Regions from separate parts of the Mus musculus genome. Here region 1 is linked to region 2. A link is a loop called in an ENCODE intact Hi-C map of the cell type or tissue named here. Cell type or tissue: heart. All regions are shown on one strand. Each heading gives the region's core, and the rest is flanking DNA. Links, peaks and the distances in the headings are about the cores only.

Region 1 (8,328 bases), core at 70-8,069, 100 kb after region 2:
TTAGAAGGCTGGAAATCGGGAAGAACATCTTAAAACTCCAGCAAAAGAATTTCCCTTGGTCCACTCAATGACCCATATATGCCTTGGGGTGGGGTCCTCACATCCCATATCACTGCCCCTGCCCCTGGGGCTCTTACCACCCCCACCTTGCATGTTGTAATCAAAGGTGAGCTCCTCGCCCGCCCAGATGGTTCTTGTGGCAAAGAATGCGATGCGGGGTAGTCGCTCATCAAGGTTGTCTATGAATACGTTGTACACCTGCAGGTTGGGATCACACTGGGCAAGAAAGAACAGTGGGAAGGTAAGGAGGGGCCCTGGCCTGTCCCTCCCAACCCCCTGCCCGCTTGCTGGAGGCACCCACACTATGGTTGACAAAATGAGAGATGTTGCCATAATAAGCGGCATCCACGGTATATACGTCTTCCACGTAGTCCAGGTCAAAGAGGTAGGTGGCGCCCTGGCGGTCGTAGATCTGGCCCCTCCGCTCTGCCTCCTCTGAGGTAATAATCTGAAGAAGGGGGGTAAGATTTGGTCACGAAGGTTCAGGAAAGACAGCCCCAACTAGACCTTGACCTGGCCCCTGGGAAGAGAACAGTGAACAGGAGCGATGTAGAGGCTGTCCACCACCCACCCTTCTCCAGCCGAGATGGCAGGAGCTGTCTTGTTTGCAATGGTGGAGGGAGAGGTGGCAAGGTACAGTTTGTGAAAGGAAGAGGACCTCCACTTTCTGTTCTCAGTGAGATGTCCCAGAGCCTCATGTATACTTGGGGGCAGAGCAAGATGGGACAGAGACACAGACAGACCCAGAACAGGCAAGAAAATGAGAGCCAGGGTACAAGAAAGAGACAAGGAGAAACTCGCTGACCTGGGGCAGGACAGCAAGAGACATAGAAGGCAACAACAAGGGAGTGAGACCAGTGCAGGCCATGCAGATGGCAAGGACATGGATGTAGGAAATAAAGAGGCCCTGGACAGTGAGGACAAGGGCTTGATTGAATGGAAAGGGGACTCAGACACAAGAGAGTTAGAGGCAGAAACAAAAACACAGAATCTTAGTTTGAAAGATCCAGGTTAGAGATCAAGGCCCACAGAGAAGTCCAGGGCCAAGATCCTCAAATCCTGAGAACCAGAAAGAGGCTGAGAATAAACCCTAATGATAAAATGACCTAAAGGGAGACTAAGAGAGACCAGGAGAGGAAAGGGGACACACTAGAGCTGAGAGAAGGCCCTGACAGTGGTGGTAACAGCTGAGGTTGAACAGAAGGCACTTCTCCCACATTTCCTCCCCACTGCTCCTATCCTAGGAAATGTATAAAGCTGCTTCACCATCTTAGGTCTCATCCACTCATGTCTCCCAAATGCTATTGATGTGGGTTTTTTTAACTTCACCCTCACTTGATAGTCGTCTTCTTGGGCCCCATATACTGTACCATCATCCCCTCAGCCCAGGGTACCCTCACTCCAGGGTTTCTTCCATATGCCAACTCTTTACAGACAAGTGCCCCAAACAGAGCACACTCCACCAGATACATACTGCTATTTTTCCTTGTGTTCTATGGCCCCTCAAACCCTCTGCCCAAGAGGCAGTCTTGTAGGTAGTTCCAATATTCACTCCCCACCTGTCTTCTTCCTTCCCTTTCTTCCTCAAAGACACTGTCCACCTCCCAGATGACATCAGACACAGACCTTCCTAGCACCTTATGAGCTTGGTGACCATGTTCTTCTGTTTCAAATATACCCTCCTCTGTGCATGACTTCTCTGTTCTCTAGCAAGGAAGGCTATATTAGTATCCTAACTGCCTCTTTTGCTATCACATTCTCTCCAGACCACACTCCACACCACCCCCTACTCTAGCTCATTCCTGAAGGACCTGGCCTCCCCATCTGCAACTTTTTTCTCCATTCACTCAGGTCCTTTGTTTTGGTAGTGTAGACAAACTCAGGACCTTGCACACATTCTACCCATGCAATATATACCCTAAGCATACCAGGTTATTTTCCCACTGGAGGCTATCTAGATCCTGCTTACAAAGGCTACAGTCTGATAGGGGAAGAATCCTGGCCTACCCCTGACCCTCATAGGCCACAGAGGCAACAAAGATAGAATCTGGCACCCACACTATACTCTTAGACGTAGTTCGTGGAAACATCACTGGGGAGATTAAAAATATGGCCTGGGGTTGCAGTAATGGATGGTTTAAATGTGCTTAGTGCTTTATCAGAGGACCAGAATCTGAGCACCCATATCAGGCTGCTCACAAATACCTAGGACTTGGCCAGACATGTTCACACACAACCTTTAATCTGAGTACTTGGGAGGCAGAGGCAGGTGGATCCCTGAGTCTGAGACCAGTCTGGTCTATAGATTGAGTTCCAGGACTGCCAGGGCAATACAAGGAGATCCTATCTCCAAAACCAAACACAACCCAAATACCAAATAAACTCAAGGGATCCGCTGACCCCTTCTTTTCTGGACTACACGAGCACCTGCAGAGAACACATACATACAAGGTAAAATAAGTTAAAAAAAATTCATCCTGTAAAGCAGACCCCAGGTCATAATAATAATAGGGCCACCAGTGAATAATCTTTTTCTCCTGAAGGATCCAGCAATAGCCACAACAATACTCATGTAAGGCAAAGTATGCTGAGGTAGCCTCCTATCTCGTTGAGAATCATATGACCCTCAGTCCCTCAGAAGCCAGCCAGTCTGTTAGTTCACCAGTAGACTGGCTCTTTTCTGAGCCACCTTCAAACCTTAAGGAATGTCCACATCCTCCCCCACTCCATCTGTTGGTCCCTACCTGCTCCTCCAGTCTCACGAGGATGAGTCATAGCCTCCAGGCTTAACCTGCTCTCCTTGTCTCTCACCTATGATGTCCCATCCCTGTTTCCATTCTATTCTATTGTAGCGCTTCAGACTGTCAAGGAAAACAGATGGTCTAGGAGTTAGGCAGTTTAAAAAAGCTGTTGAAGGGACTAGAGAGATGGCTCAGCGGTTAAGACGGTTAAGAGCACTGGTTGCTCTTTCAAAGGTCCGGAGTTCGATTCCCACCAACTACATGATGGCTCACAACCATCTGTAATGGGATCTGATGCCCTCTTCTGGTGTGCATGAAGACAGGGCACTCATATATATTAAATAAATCAACCTTTTTTTTTTTTTAAAGAGGCTGTTGAGGGGCTGGAGAGATGGCTCATTGACTAAGAGCACTTACTGTTCTTCCAGAGGACCTAGTTTTGATTTCCCAGCACCCACATGGAGATGCAGAACTTTAATTCCAGTCCTAAGATCTATGGCCTCAGCCGGGCAGTGGTGGTGCACAGCCTGATCTACAGAATAATTTCCAGGACAGCCAGGGCTACAGAGAAACCCGGTCTTGAACATGACCCCCTCCCCAAACCGTCTATGGCCTCTCCTGGTTCTTGAGCACCAGGCATACCCAGTGTACATACACATATACACCCACACTTAAAAACAAAAAATAAGAGCCAGGAGTGGTGGCGCACGCCTTTAATCCCAGCACTCTGGAGGCAGAGGCAGGTGGATTTCTGAGTTCGAGGCCAGTCTGGTCTACAAAGTAAGTTCCAGGACAGCCAGGGCTACACAGAGAAACCCTGTCTCAAAAAGCCAAAATAAAAAAAAATAAATAAGGCTGTTGATGTGAATGAGACTAGGAAACTGAGTCAGTGGCTAGGAGCCCCTCCTGTGCTTACTTTCACAGGGGGGGGGGCAGCAGGCCTGCCACAGCACTGGGTTTAAATAGGCGTTTCCTACCATTCACTTTATTAAGCTTTGTAACTTGGACCACTTCTTACATGACACCTCTCTGGTGAAATAATGTTTTGGATTGGTTTTGCAACAAGTATCATCTTTATTCTGTATGCCCTCCACCCCGCCAAAAACAAAACAAAACAAAAAACCCAAGAAACTACTAGTGATGAAATGCTATCACTTAATTAAAACTCACCTTCATTCCAGAGAGGATAAAATATATACAGAATGCATGTTCAGTATTCTCTAGTATTTTCTACCTGGTGAAAATAATGTGGAAACAAAAATCTAGAACACAGAAAGGTCCTAAAGAACAGGGAAACTGTCAGTGCCATCCAAGACTGGGAATGGTACTCTGTATTACATAGCACCTTGCCTGTTAGGATGCGGTTCAGTGGAGGAGTACTGCCTAGCATAAAGGAAGCCCTGTGTTCTATCCTTAGGTGGGGAGAGGGGTGGTTTCATAATATAGCACCTTAGGAGCATCTAGACAGTGCCACATAATTAAGTATAAACACTAACCCCACGTACAAACAAAGATAATAAGTCAGGTCAGGTTATCCAAAACAAAACAAAACAATCCAGCAATGGTGGCACATATCTTTATTCCCAGCACTGGAGAAGCAGAAGCAGGCTTCTCTGAAATTCAAGGCCAGCCTGGTCTACACAGAGAAACCTTGTCTCAAAAAACAAAACCTTTCACTTTTTGAGCATTTTGGATTATCTAAGTTTACAGAAGTACCATTGACAGTACTTCACAGGGAGAAAGAACCTAAACAACCAAGAGACAAAGTGATTCCTGCTGAGTGGTAGGAGTGGGATACAACCTTGGTACTGTACTGTACTACTTTTCAGAGGCCACATGGAAAGAGCTTTAAAAGTGTTTGGGGACACCATCAGAAGGATCCATAGGTCTAAGGGTACTAGAAGGCCCAAGAAGGTCATGGCTGCCTAGCAGGGATGGTGCACGCCTTTAATCCCAGCACTTGGGAGGCTGAGGCAGGCGGATTTCTGAGTTCGAGCCAGCCTGGTCTACAGAGTGAGTTCCAGGACAGCTAGGGCTACACGGAGAGACCCTGTCTCCAAAAAAACCCCAAAACAAAACAGAAAGACAATGTCATGCCAAGACAGAAGTCAAGAAATAACATGGAGAGAATGGGTAAGAATGTGAAAAAAGAGGTGAGTGGGCTCCTGGAAACTGCTGTGTCCAGAGTGGAGGAGCAAGGTCACAAAGCCCAGGGGACTGACCCTTCCTGAGGCTTTTTCTCTACCTTGGTCAATACAATTAAACTAACTTGTTTCTTGCTTGGAATGACCTCTAGGAATAAGATCCCAGAGGGTCTGGACACCCCCCCTTTTAGTGTGCCAGGGGTCCCAGGTTAATAGCATTTTCTTCTAGAAAGATGTCTATATACCTGACTGCCCAAAATCATTCAGGGGTGAAGATAGCTCTGAAAGTATGGAGAACTCATGCTTCCTCCGGCTCACTGGGCCACTGTGGGATACAGCCATCTCTTACTGCAGATGCTCAGGATCCCTCTACTTCCTGTGAGGAACCCTTTGAGTATCCACAGACAATGTGTGTGTGGGGGGGGAGGATATGGCCATCCCCTTGTCCAGACTCTTTGTCTATTGTAGACTGTTCTACCTTGAGACCACGTCTTTCCTGCTAGAGTCTGACCCTTTATTCTAGTTTTGTAAGAGTGAAAGCCTCTCCTAGTCATCAGTCACTGATATGGATGGACATCCTCAGGCCAGTACTGTCACTTTCCGAGCAAATAACACCCAGGAGGGACCTATGGAAATACATGAACAATGTCATTATGACAAAACACACACTTAGGCAGTAAAGATCCAGGGATGCTAAGACTCTCAAACCATCAGATTTGTCTATATGCCCAGATTTTTCTAAATGCCCACAGTGTCTTACCTTACAATGTGGTACTTCCTACTGCATACACCTGCTAGTTACTCATCCAGACACACACACCACATACTTTACATACTTCCAGCCAGTAGATAGTGGCAACTGACTCATTAGCAACTTCCCCTTTGGTCCCCTACTATAAAATGCTGAGGTTTGTGATGGTGACCGGAAGGCCCTAAGGTAGAAGGCACAAGGGGAGCAGGTGTAATAATAGGGTGCCTGAGTCACTATATCAACAGTATATCCATTGAAACACCCACATTAATACCTAATTTTAAAAAAAAGATAATAAAGTTACTTGCAGGAAAAAAAAAGAAACACCCACATCAGCGTGTTCACAAACCAGGCAAACCAAACTCCTAGGCACATATTTGTAATCCCAGGACTCAGGAGGGGAGAACAGGAGGACTGTGAACTCAAAGTCAACCTGGGCTACCAAGGGAGACTGCCTTAAAACAATGCAGACTAACTCCTAACATGTTAAGCCACAAAGATCTGAGGACTGTTGATTACAAAAGCTAGTCTGCAAATGTACCATCCAGCCTTTCCCAGGACAACCTGAAATTCTTTCCCAATGCTGTGACCCTTTAACATAGTTCCTCATATTGTAGTGACATCCCCCCAACCATAAAATTATTTTCTTTGCTACTGTTATGAATCAGAATGTGAACATCTATTTTCCAATTGACTTAGAAACCCCTATGAAAGGGTCATTCGGGGCTGGTGAGATAGCTCAGTGGGTAAGAGCACCCAACTGCTCTTCCAGACTGCTCTTCCGAAGGGCCAGAGTTCAAATCCCAGCAACCACATGGTGGCTCACAACCATCTGTAACGAGATCTGACTCCCTCTTCTGGAGTGTCTGAAGACAGCTACAGCGTACTTACATATAAATAAATAAATCTTTAAAAAAAAAAAAGGGGTCATTCTATCCCCAAAGGGGTTATAATGCACAAGTTGAGAACCAACGGCCTAGGGGATATTGCCCAACCTCCATCTAAGACAAGCCTACATGCTCCTTTAGAATCACAGTTTGTGATAGAATGACCCTTACCACAAACTCACCTTTCTAGGTTCTGCAACCTTATGCCCAGACCTCATACTTTGGAAAAAATGCTGCCTGGAGTTCAGTTCCCACATGCTTTGCTATATACCCTTATGAAACCAGAGGTCAGAATACTTCAGTGTTCTTTTAACTATGTCCCTGTAATACTCAGACCAACACCATAGGCTTTTCTTACAGGAAAGCAGAAGAGTTTGAGGTACAGGGTTAGGGGCACACATACTACAAACAGGGAGTGGGGAAAGCTGCACACATACTCAGACCCATATGCTCACCTCTCCCACATACTCCATAACAAAGCTATTTTTTCGGATCTTTTCCAGCGTGCGGACACCCCAGCCTCGGCCATCATTAGTGCGGAAGATGCAGAGATCGTAGCGGATGCCTTTCTGGACTACACGGTTTGGGCAGTCATAGCCACAGCAACAGCGGGAGTTGCACTCGTAGATGGGCTGCCCAGCTTTCAGTCGCACCTGGCCTTGGTCATTGTAGGCAAACTTGTGCAGGGATGCTCCAGGGCAACAGCCTCCAGTGGGTGCCAACAGACAGTCCTGGCACTCACAGCCAACAGCTACCTGGTTGAGGGTGATGCCCTCACCAACTCGATACTCATTGATATAGACAAAGGACCTTGGAGGGCCATCCAGGTCTACCTCATTCTCCACGGTGATCCGCCCCAGGTGGCTGCGCTTGGCATTGAGCTCTTGTTCCCAACGCTGAAGTGCCCGCCTCTGCTTGGCCTTCTGCACCAGGTAATTGGCTAGGTTTGGGTCCAGATGCCTGGGTGGCTTTGACCGGCGGTGTCGTCGGACAAGCTCTCTTTCTAAGTCCTTGTGGAACTGCTTAAGAACTCGTATACATTTTAGATTCTGCCGTGGCTCCCAGGTGTTTTCTGAGTCGGGATACCCACGCCACTTAACCAGGTAATACTCCTGCTCCTGTTAGGCAGACAGGGACACGAGAGTACCATAAATGCTGAGAACCCTCTACAGTAAGGATTCAATTTCCACCCTCCCCTTACTATTTGTTAAAATTTCTACTTTTCATTTCAACTCCCCAGACTACTTTCTGCACTATCTTCCAATTATCTATCTGTTCCTTCTTTCTAGCTGTTCAGGCCCAAACTCCTGTAGTTATTCTTGGTTCCTCTTTTGCTCACACTTCCCACTAAATACCATTCACATCATAACATTGCTGACCAGCCAGGCCTCTGTTAGGTGCCTCTCCACTGGTTCCCTGCCTCCTCCCTCTTTCAGGTTGGGAGAACCCTACCTAAAACTAAAGATGAAAAGGAAGGAAAAACAGCTAAAATTTGCTGTAGCATTCACTATGTAGCAGGTATTGTCCTGAGCAGCTGACACACCCAGAACTAATTCTAACAACTCCAGCCCCTCCTTTTTTGGGGGGGGGGGGGGCTCAAGACAGGGTTTCTCTGTGTAGCCCTGGCAGTCCGGGAGTTCACTTTGTAGACCAGGCTGGCCTCAAACTCAGAAATCAACCTGCCTCTGCCTCCCCAGTGCTGAGATTAAAGGCTTGGGCCACCATACTCGGCCAGCCCCTCCCAT
Region 2 (8,285 bases), core at 1-8,000:
TAGACCAGGAAAATCCATGGGAACACTGGGGTTGAACCTGTGAGGACAGAAAGGGTTGTGAGACACAGAAACATTCTCTTCCCTCCTTTCTTTTCTTTTCTTTTCTTTTCTTTTCTTTTCTTTTTTCTTTCTTTCTTTTTTTTCGAGACAGGGTTTCTCTGTGTAGCCCTGGCTGTCCTGGAACTCACTCTGTAGACCAGGCTGGCCTCAAACTCAGAAATCTGCCTGCCTCCACCTCCCAAGTGCTGGGATTAAAGGCGTGCGCCACCACCGCCTGGCTCTTCCCTCCTTTTTTTTCTCTTTCTCCGAATCTGTCACTGAGACTCTGTGTGTCTCCTTTTGGGCTCTCAGATTATTTTTCTCCCCTTCCCTTCCATCCCTCCCTAGGCTGTCATGTCTCTTGTCTTCTTCCATCATCCTTTGTCCCTTTCTCCCATCTTCCTCTGATCTCTCCCCATCCTCCTGTTGCCTCTTGTCTGTCATACCTCTACTACTCCATCAGTTTGCTGCCTCTGAGTCCCTCTTCTTCCTCTCCTATCCCTCCTCCCATCTTCCTCATCTCCAGGTCTCTCCAGGTCTTCCTTCTTCCCTCTTTTCTTCCCCTTTTCCTCTTTCCACTGTCTTGTATTCCCTTCCTTTCTCTGTTGGTCCCTTCCCTCGCACCTCTTTCCTCCTGTCCCTCCTTTTCATGTACCATATTTCTCTTCCTCTTTCTGTGTCTCCTCTTTCCTTCCTCCTTTACTTTCCTTCTAACCTTCCTCTTTCTCCTCCTCCGGCAAGCCTTTGCTTCTCTTTCTCCCATTCTTCAAGGCCTCCTCCATTTCCTCTTTTTATTCTCTCTTCCCCTTCCTTTCTTTCCTTCTGCAGAGGCAGAATGCAGGACCAAGATCCCTTGGACCCCTTGACAGCTCCCATAGGAGTTTGGGGTTCACCCTTCTGTGCTCCCCAACTTCATCCCTATCTGTTGTATCTTGCCATCTGACTTTCTCAGAAACCCCGTGGTTTCCGGCTTTATCCCCTCCCCCACTTCACTTGTGTCTGCAGACTGTGGGCCCCGTTAGTTCCTCCCTGTTCTATGGGGGGGGGGTCAGTACTCCTGCCCCCACACTGCTTATCTCTGCCATCCCCGCCCAACTTTTGAAATCACCCCAAAGCTACTGGCTTCCTCTGAGAAGAGTAACAGGTGGGTGGGGACAAGGGTCTGTTTTCAGGAACCTTTGAGTCTCACCACTCCCAGACCTCAGTTTCCCCATCTGTTCTATTGGAGGTGATACCTGAAGAGCTGAGCACCGATCCTTTCCCTCTGTCTACACTGCATGGCTTTTTCTATAGCTCTGTCTCCTTGGGTCTCTCCCTCCATTTCCTTTCAGGGCTGACTGTGTTTCTGTGTTTCTCCTACCTTTCTGTGCTTTACCTTTGAAAACAAAGATTTTATCTTTATGTGCTTCTGCAGTCAATCAGTCAGTCAGTCAGTCAGTCAGTCAGTCAGTCAGTCAGTCTGTCTATCTATCTATCTATCTATCTATCTATCTATCTATCTATCTATCTATCTATCTATCTGGAGGTCAGTGGACAAACATGGGTGTTGGTCCTTACCATCCACTTCCTTTTTAAAGAGGGTCTCATATTTTTCCACCGTGTGTACCAGGACAGGCCTGTGAGCCTCCAGTGAGTCTTCTCCATCTCCCATTTCCCTAAAACTGTGCTGATGTGCCTGCTACCATGTCAGTATGGGTTCTACACATTAGATCCTTATTCAACAAGTAATTTATCCTTGGAGCTCTCTCCCTAGACTTCTAGGGTGTATCTTGCCCTCTCTTCCTGTGCTTTTATGAAATTGTGTGTGTGTGTCCCACTGCCTTCTTTGGCCGTCCATGTCTATGTTTCTCTAATATCTTCCCATCTTTCTTTATATTTGTTTATGTCTTTGTGTCTTTCTCAGCTTGCCTTCTGTGTTTCCGCTCTTGCTTTCTCCTAGACTATGTATTTCTTCTAGACTATGTATTCCTGGATATCTCTCAGTCTTTCCAAGTCTGTATCTCCCTCTGACTCCCAGTGCCTCTTCCTCCTAGTTCTTTTTCTGAGCCATGAATTCTTACTATTCTTATATCCTCAATGTGCCTTACTACACACAGCTCGGCGGCAGGGAAAAGGAGTCAAAGACCGTGTCTCTTCCCTGATGGGCTGATGGCTCTACTTGTAGGGGGATGGGAGAATACCATCTTCTCTACCCATGGGTAGATCGGAAAAGGCTGAGCCCAGGCTTGGGGACCATGCTGGGGATAAGACACTCCTGACTCTGTCTACCATCCCCTTCTTGAGCTCAGAATCTCCACCTATTTGGGCAGTGGCTGCTCTCTCTCTCGACTCTCAGCTCACCTTTCCCCTCTTTCCTCTCTCTCTAATTCTGTCTCTCTTTCCATGATTCATTCTTCCTGTCTATTTTTCCTTCTTGCCTTTCTGTCTCTGCCTTCGCCTCCTTGTTTTCTGCCCATGACTCTCCTCTTCCTTCTCATGTGATCAGCTTGCTTGCTTGCTTTCTTTCTTTCTTTCTTTCTTTCTTTCTTTCTTTCTTTCTTTCTTTCTTTCTTCCTTCCTTCCTTCCTTCCTTCCTTCCTTCCTTTTCTTTTCTCTCCCCCCCAAAGACTGTTTCATCTTTGCATGTTTTATGCCTCTTGCTTTCTCTCTCAGTGTCTCTGTCTCTTGCTCCCAGTTTTCTTTTTCTTTTCTTTTTTCTTTTTCTTTTTTGGTTTTTCGAGTCAGGGTTTCTTTGTGTAGTCCTGGCTGTCCTGGAACTCACTCTGTAGACCAGGCTGGCCTCGAACTCAGAAATCCGCCTGCCTCTGCCTCCCAAGTGCTGGGATTAAAGGCGTGCACCACCACTGCCTGGCTCCAGTTCTCTTTTTGTATCTCTTCTCTCACTGTGTGAGGTTGGCTTCCTGTCACCAATTCCTCATCCCCTCACCCACCCTCCGATTCCCCCTCAGGCCTCAGGGCCTGGACTTCTCACCTTTGGTGGGTGCAGAGCTACCCACCCCTCCTGAATCAAGGGCCCACCCCCCACCTCAGTTATCACCCTCCGGACAGAGATAAAGTTTATCTCCAGGCTGGGGGATGTGAGAAGTCCTTATCAGCTGCCTCAGTAGAGAAAGTGCTGCTCTAACCAGGAGGCACAGCAGCTGCACCTGCTCTCCCGGGCCCAGCCCCTCACCCCAGGTAACTGCCCTACCCAGCCCTCAGCAAGGCTACGTGGGGCCATTGGAGCAGAGGCAGGACCTGGGGAGCAGATGTGGTAGTTAGGAGGTTAGAGGTAGAGTTTGAGAGTCAGAAGTCTGGGTATATGGCTGTGGAGTTTAAGGGAAGGAAAAAATTGGCTCGACTTCTCTGACCCAAGTTCAGAGATCTGTTTGGGGTTTGGAAGTAGGTTAGGAAAACAGATGAATTTAGGAAACCAGAGGTAAAGTTTGACAGTCAGCTGCCATGTTAGAGATGTACTTTAAAGGTTCGAAATGAGCCGGGCGTGGTGGCGCACACCTTTAAACCCAGCACTCAGGAGGCAGAGGCAGGCGCATTTCTGAATTTGAGGCCAGCCTGGTCTACAAAGTGAGTTCCAGGACAGCCAGGGCTATACAGAGAAACCCCGTCTCACAAAAAAAAAGGTTAGAAATGGGTTTTGGGGGACATGGTAAAATGCGAGAGAGTATTTTTTTTTCCTGGGCAGCATGGGTTGAGGAGCAGAGGGACCTGGACAGACAGGACTATGGCTGTTATCCAGAGACAAATTCTGGGAACACGGAAAGAGCGGAGAAGTCAAGCCAAGAGATGGGGTGGAGAAAGTGTGGAAAGAATGGGGTTCAGTGGGCAGTCAACCCTAGGGCTGACGGGCATGGGGGACATTGGGACAGAATAGTTGTGGGGAGAAAACTTAGCGTCAAAAGCAAAAAACACATTTTGGCCAACAGGTAGGGGGAAGGGAAAAGTTTGGGAAGGTCAGAGAGAAGACGCAGGGAACAAGCATGCGGTCTGACAGGCCACGATGGGGATGGGAATTAAAGTTAGGCTTTGACACATCAGAGACAGGTGTGATCGGCCAGAAAAAAATGGGATAGAAACAGAGGTATTCACTTGAGAGCAGAAATACGAGTCTTGAGGAAGCGAAAGTGAGTTTTGTTTTGTTTGGTTTTTTTTGTTTGGTTTTCCTTTTTTTGGGAGAAGAGAGAGGTGGAGACAAGTTTCAATCAGTAAAAATTCCGATTTGAGATGAGATAGGAGCGTGGGGGAATGAAGGCATAGGGTTTCTCGGGGGTTGGTATGTATAGCAGGCAGGCCTGGGAGGATGAAGACAGAGGTAAGGGGACATAGATAGCTTAGAAGGAATAGGAGAATGGGAAGAAGTTGGGGCAGATAGAAGTTTTGGCAAGGAGAGATGGAGGTTGGAACAGAAGTCTGGGGATCCGTGGGAGAATCGGGGGACGACCCCCGTTTTAGGGGCAACCTATGGGTCTGAGTAGCAGGCTGGGTGTTGCCTTGCTGGAGGGGTTTTTTTGGGAATCAAGACTGACCTGGGCTTGTTGATGCAGAGGATTCAGCCACCTTAGTGGTATGACGAGTTCAGGGTGATCCCAAGGGAGTCCTCACTGGCCTTGGCCTCTGAGTCTCCCTTCTCTCCCTCCTGCCAGCCCGCCCGCCCTCCCTCCCTCCCACTCACCTTCTCCCTCCTCTTTCCTCCCCAGGGAGTGGCTGGTGCCCCAGTGGGTGGGGCAGTGCAGGGGAGGGGGTGTGCCGCCTCCTTGTGGAGGACCTTTTAGGCTCTAGTCCCTCCGCCCTTCCTGTCTATCCTGCAGGTTGTTGGATCCCCTTTGCCTTTGGCTTCTGTGGAGTCCAGTGTCCAGTCAAGTCATATGAGCAATTAGTCAAGATCTAAGTTTCATGTTTTACTACTAGTTTCTTTCAGTGAGGAAAGCCCCTACTGTGTACCAGGCTATGTGTGGGTTGGACCTGTATGCGCGTGAGCCCTCCTGAATGCTGGGAGAAAGGGGGATATAGCTGTACCCATTTTGCAGGTGAGAAGAATGAGGCTCAGAGTTTTGGGAGCATTTCAAGCAGAGGCTGCAGGCCACCTCTATGAAGCAGTCTGGGGTACTAGGCCAGGACTAGTGGGTAAGGGTACATACACTTCTTTAGTGCTTCGGCTCGTGCCTGGGGCTTACGCCAGCTCTGGCCTGCTCTGGGGCAGCAGATAAGTCTTATCAGATGGACTCGACTGTGGCTGTTGGTGCCGCAGTAACAGGCTGTCTTGGGGCTGGGGGGCAGGGTAGGGGATGCACAGGGACAGTGCCTCAACTTCTTGCCCGCCATACTACGTTAGAGGCGGGAAACTGAGGTGACACCCAGAGTGGACTCCCCTGGGAGTCCCAGAGGATTGGGATAAGATCACAAAAAAAGATGGTTAAGTAAAAGACAGAAAGCAGCAGGGACAAAGATATACAGAAAGAAATAGAAGTGAGAAGGCAAAGACGGAGAAGTGGAAGGAGGCAGAGGGATGGTGCCTGGGAGGGAGGGAGGGAGGGAGGGAGGGAGGGAGGGAGGGAGGGGTTGAAGGGAGAGGGAGGGAGAGAGAGAGAGAGAGAGAGAGAGAGAGAGAGAGAGAGATTCAGACAGAGCCTGAGATGTTATGAACACGGAGAGGTAAAAGAGATGGACAGAAGATGAAGGAAGCTAGAAATGACAAAGGCCTAGGGCACAGATGGAAACATAAAAGGAAGACAGAAATGATGTAGAGAAGGAGAGAGATTTAGAGGCAGAGTCTGAGGGAGTGAGCTGTATGTGTTTATGTGTGTACGTGTGTGTGTGCATGCCATGCTAGTGCCATTGGTGTGAGGATGTGGCTGTTGTGATCTGTGTGGCTCTGCTCAGCTGTATTGAAGTGATACCCTTCCAGCCCTAGTCACTGGATGCTGACAGTCCATCCCTACTTTTTTCTTTTGGCCCACTGGTGCCTTGTTCTCACATAAACCTTCACCAGTAGATTTTGAGCGCTGCTTCTGCATCACACACGGCACTGCACTTGCATCCTCATTCATAAGACTTTCTGACATGGCCCTGGAAATCCGTAGGCTAGGCCTCGCCTACTAACCGTCCATTCTACAGTTGGGGAGACTGAGAACCACTGAGGGAAAGGCAGAGAGGAAGTTCTGAGGCAGAACGCTCAGTCAGCCTGCCTACCAGCCATTGTCCCTCCACATGGGCCTTAAAAATGGGAGGCTTGTCCACTTACTGAAAATGGAGGCAAGTATACCATACTGGACTTTTTTCTTAATTGTAAAACTTTTAGCCGGGCGTGGTGGCGCACGCCTTTAATCCTAGCACTTGAGAGGCAGAGGCAGGTGGATTTCTGAGTTCGAGGCCAGCCTGGTCTACAGAGTGAGTTCCTGGACAGCCAGGGCTACACAGAGAAACCCTGTCTCAAAAAAACCTAAAAAAAAAAAAAACAAAAAACAAAAAACTTTTAGCCTCTCTCAGGCTGTGAACAGCGACTTCTCATTCATTGCTATCTAATTTCATCCTTTCTTTCAACCTCGTTAAATTCCATAGCATCACATACATTTCTGTAGCATAAAAAGTTCATGGCCTGCACGAAACGAATTAACAACTTTGCACAGCTGATTGCAGTCACCTTCATCCTGGTCTCCTTGCTAAACTGCAAAGTGCACGAGAGGCGCACAGGAGCCATGGGATTATATTTAGCCCTCTTCTTTATCAGAAACCCAGTAACAAACTTCAGATACACACTGTACATGCAGTTACTATTTGTTTGATGAAACAGATGAGTAGTCACAGTGAATAAGTTAAAGAATAGTAATAAAAAAATGGGAGGCTTGTTTAAATTGTGTGAGAGTGGCTATGTGCCGCTTGCCTTTGTAAGGACGCAGATGCTGGACCAACAGCTAGCACTATTCTCCACTAACCCACCCAGCTGCTAGTGGGGAGACCTAGACAGAGTCATGTATGAGTTACCGTTCTCCCTTCTGTAATGGGGTAACAATGACAACTACTTCTGTATTGGGGGACAATGCACGAAGTTGAATCCATGTTAAGTGGTCCGACTGACTGAATCTGAGTTCTCAATATATCAAAGATTCTATTTTTTAAATTGAGTACTCACATGAATCTGAGATGTCCAAGTAGAGTATTCTGATCTGTCTACTGAGTGCTTATTGCCTATGTTAGTCCCTCTCCCTTCCCAACTAGCACGGCTGTGAATTCCCTGTGCACCTATGTGTGCACACCAATAACAATGCTAATATTAACTCTAAGCCGATAGGAGCTTTAATGCTGATCCTGATACTAATAGCAGTGGTTAGCTAACACTGAGTTCAAGTCTAAGACTACTATTATTTTTGTCGTGCTAGGGATGGAACCTGATGCATCTTGAATACTGGGCAAGAGCTTCACTGGCAAGCTATATCCACAGCCTTAACGCTAATTCTTCTTCCTTCTAACTCAGAATAACCACCTCCAATTCTCACCCTTGCCCCATGCTAGGAATGTAACTCAGGGCCTTGCATATGTACACTAGGCATGTGCTCTGCCAACCTCACTACATCCCAGCTCCTGATTCAGCCAGAGCTTTTAGGAAGCTGCAGGAACATACCAATAGCCCACCACGAGCAGCAATATTCATCGGCAGGACGCAGGCACTACCCTAAGTACTTTTTTTTCAGGCATGGTTTTATTATATTCTAGTCAAGTCTTTGTGATCTGTTGCCACTCTCCCCTGCCAGACTGGAGTCGGGCCACAGAAAGGAGACTCTCCAGGGCCTCAGCGACTCCCTTCAATTCACAGTGATTGACAGTCTTGCACAAGCAAGTCATCCACTGTGTTTCAGTTGGTCGCTTGGAAAATGGTTATAATCATAGACCGTCCTTACCCTACACCAAATGTAACTAATCTGCACAGTGCCTGCTGGGCACATCATAAATGGTATGCTTCTCAAACAATACTTCTCATCGCTGTGTAGTACTCTTAGCGGCAGAAATTGTGCATCTGCGGGTGAGGTATGGGGGAGTCTCATTGGGAGGGGAAGGCTAGAGGCATGTGCAATAAAATGGTGTGGTGCTGGACTCATATCCCATTTCTTCATTCCTGGAGGTGACAAAGGGCTCAGTAAAGGAAATGAAGGGTGCCTCTAAGGACAGGCCTCACCCCATTCCCTCCCCCATCCCTGTGGAGGGGGTGCAAGGCCCAGAAGTCTGTGGCCACAGTTCAGCCAGCAGGGAGGCAG

Evidence for each region. Peaks named below come from ENCODE experiments on the same cell type or tissue, not always from the same donor. Only the 100,000 strongest peaks of a DNase experiment are listed, where the experiment ranks them.
Region 1: a loop joins it to region 2, with 3 times the contacts of the local background. A loop is called at or near these places in 2 of 42 quality-filtered maps.

The regions. Positions count from the first base shown.
Region 1 is chrX:8,063,550-8,071,877 of GRCm38, forward strand. Suv39h1 (suppressor of variegation 3-9 1) reads right to left here. Exons shown (of 6, transcript NM_011514.2): 3 at 7,039-7,701; 4 at 362-508; 5 at 147-276. Among named protein-coding and RNA genes, the nearest start is that of Suv39h1, 7.0 kb to the right of the region's middle. In heart, for the core only: no CTCF peak of the experiment used is centred there; no DNase peak of the experiment used is centred there.
Region 2 is chrX:7,963,205-7,971,489 of GRCm38, forward strand. It overlaps Gata1 (GATA binding protein 1), which reads right to left and starts at 4,706. Exons shown (of 6, transcript NM_008089.2): 1 at 4,563-4,706; 2 at 1-37. The coding sequence starts at 18. The region is part of intron 2 of Gm39488 (a long non-coding RNA gene); the gene reads left to right. Gm52419 (a long non-coding RNA gene) reads left to right here and starts at 3,115. Exons shown (of 2, transcript XR_003953043.1): 1 at 3,115-3,216. In heart, for the core only: no CTCF peak of the experiment used is centred there; no DNase peak of the experiment used is centred there; H3K4me3 peaks cover 1,302 bases; H3K27ac peaks cover 468 bases.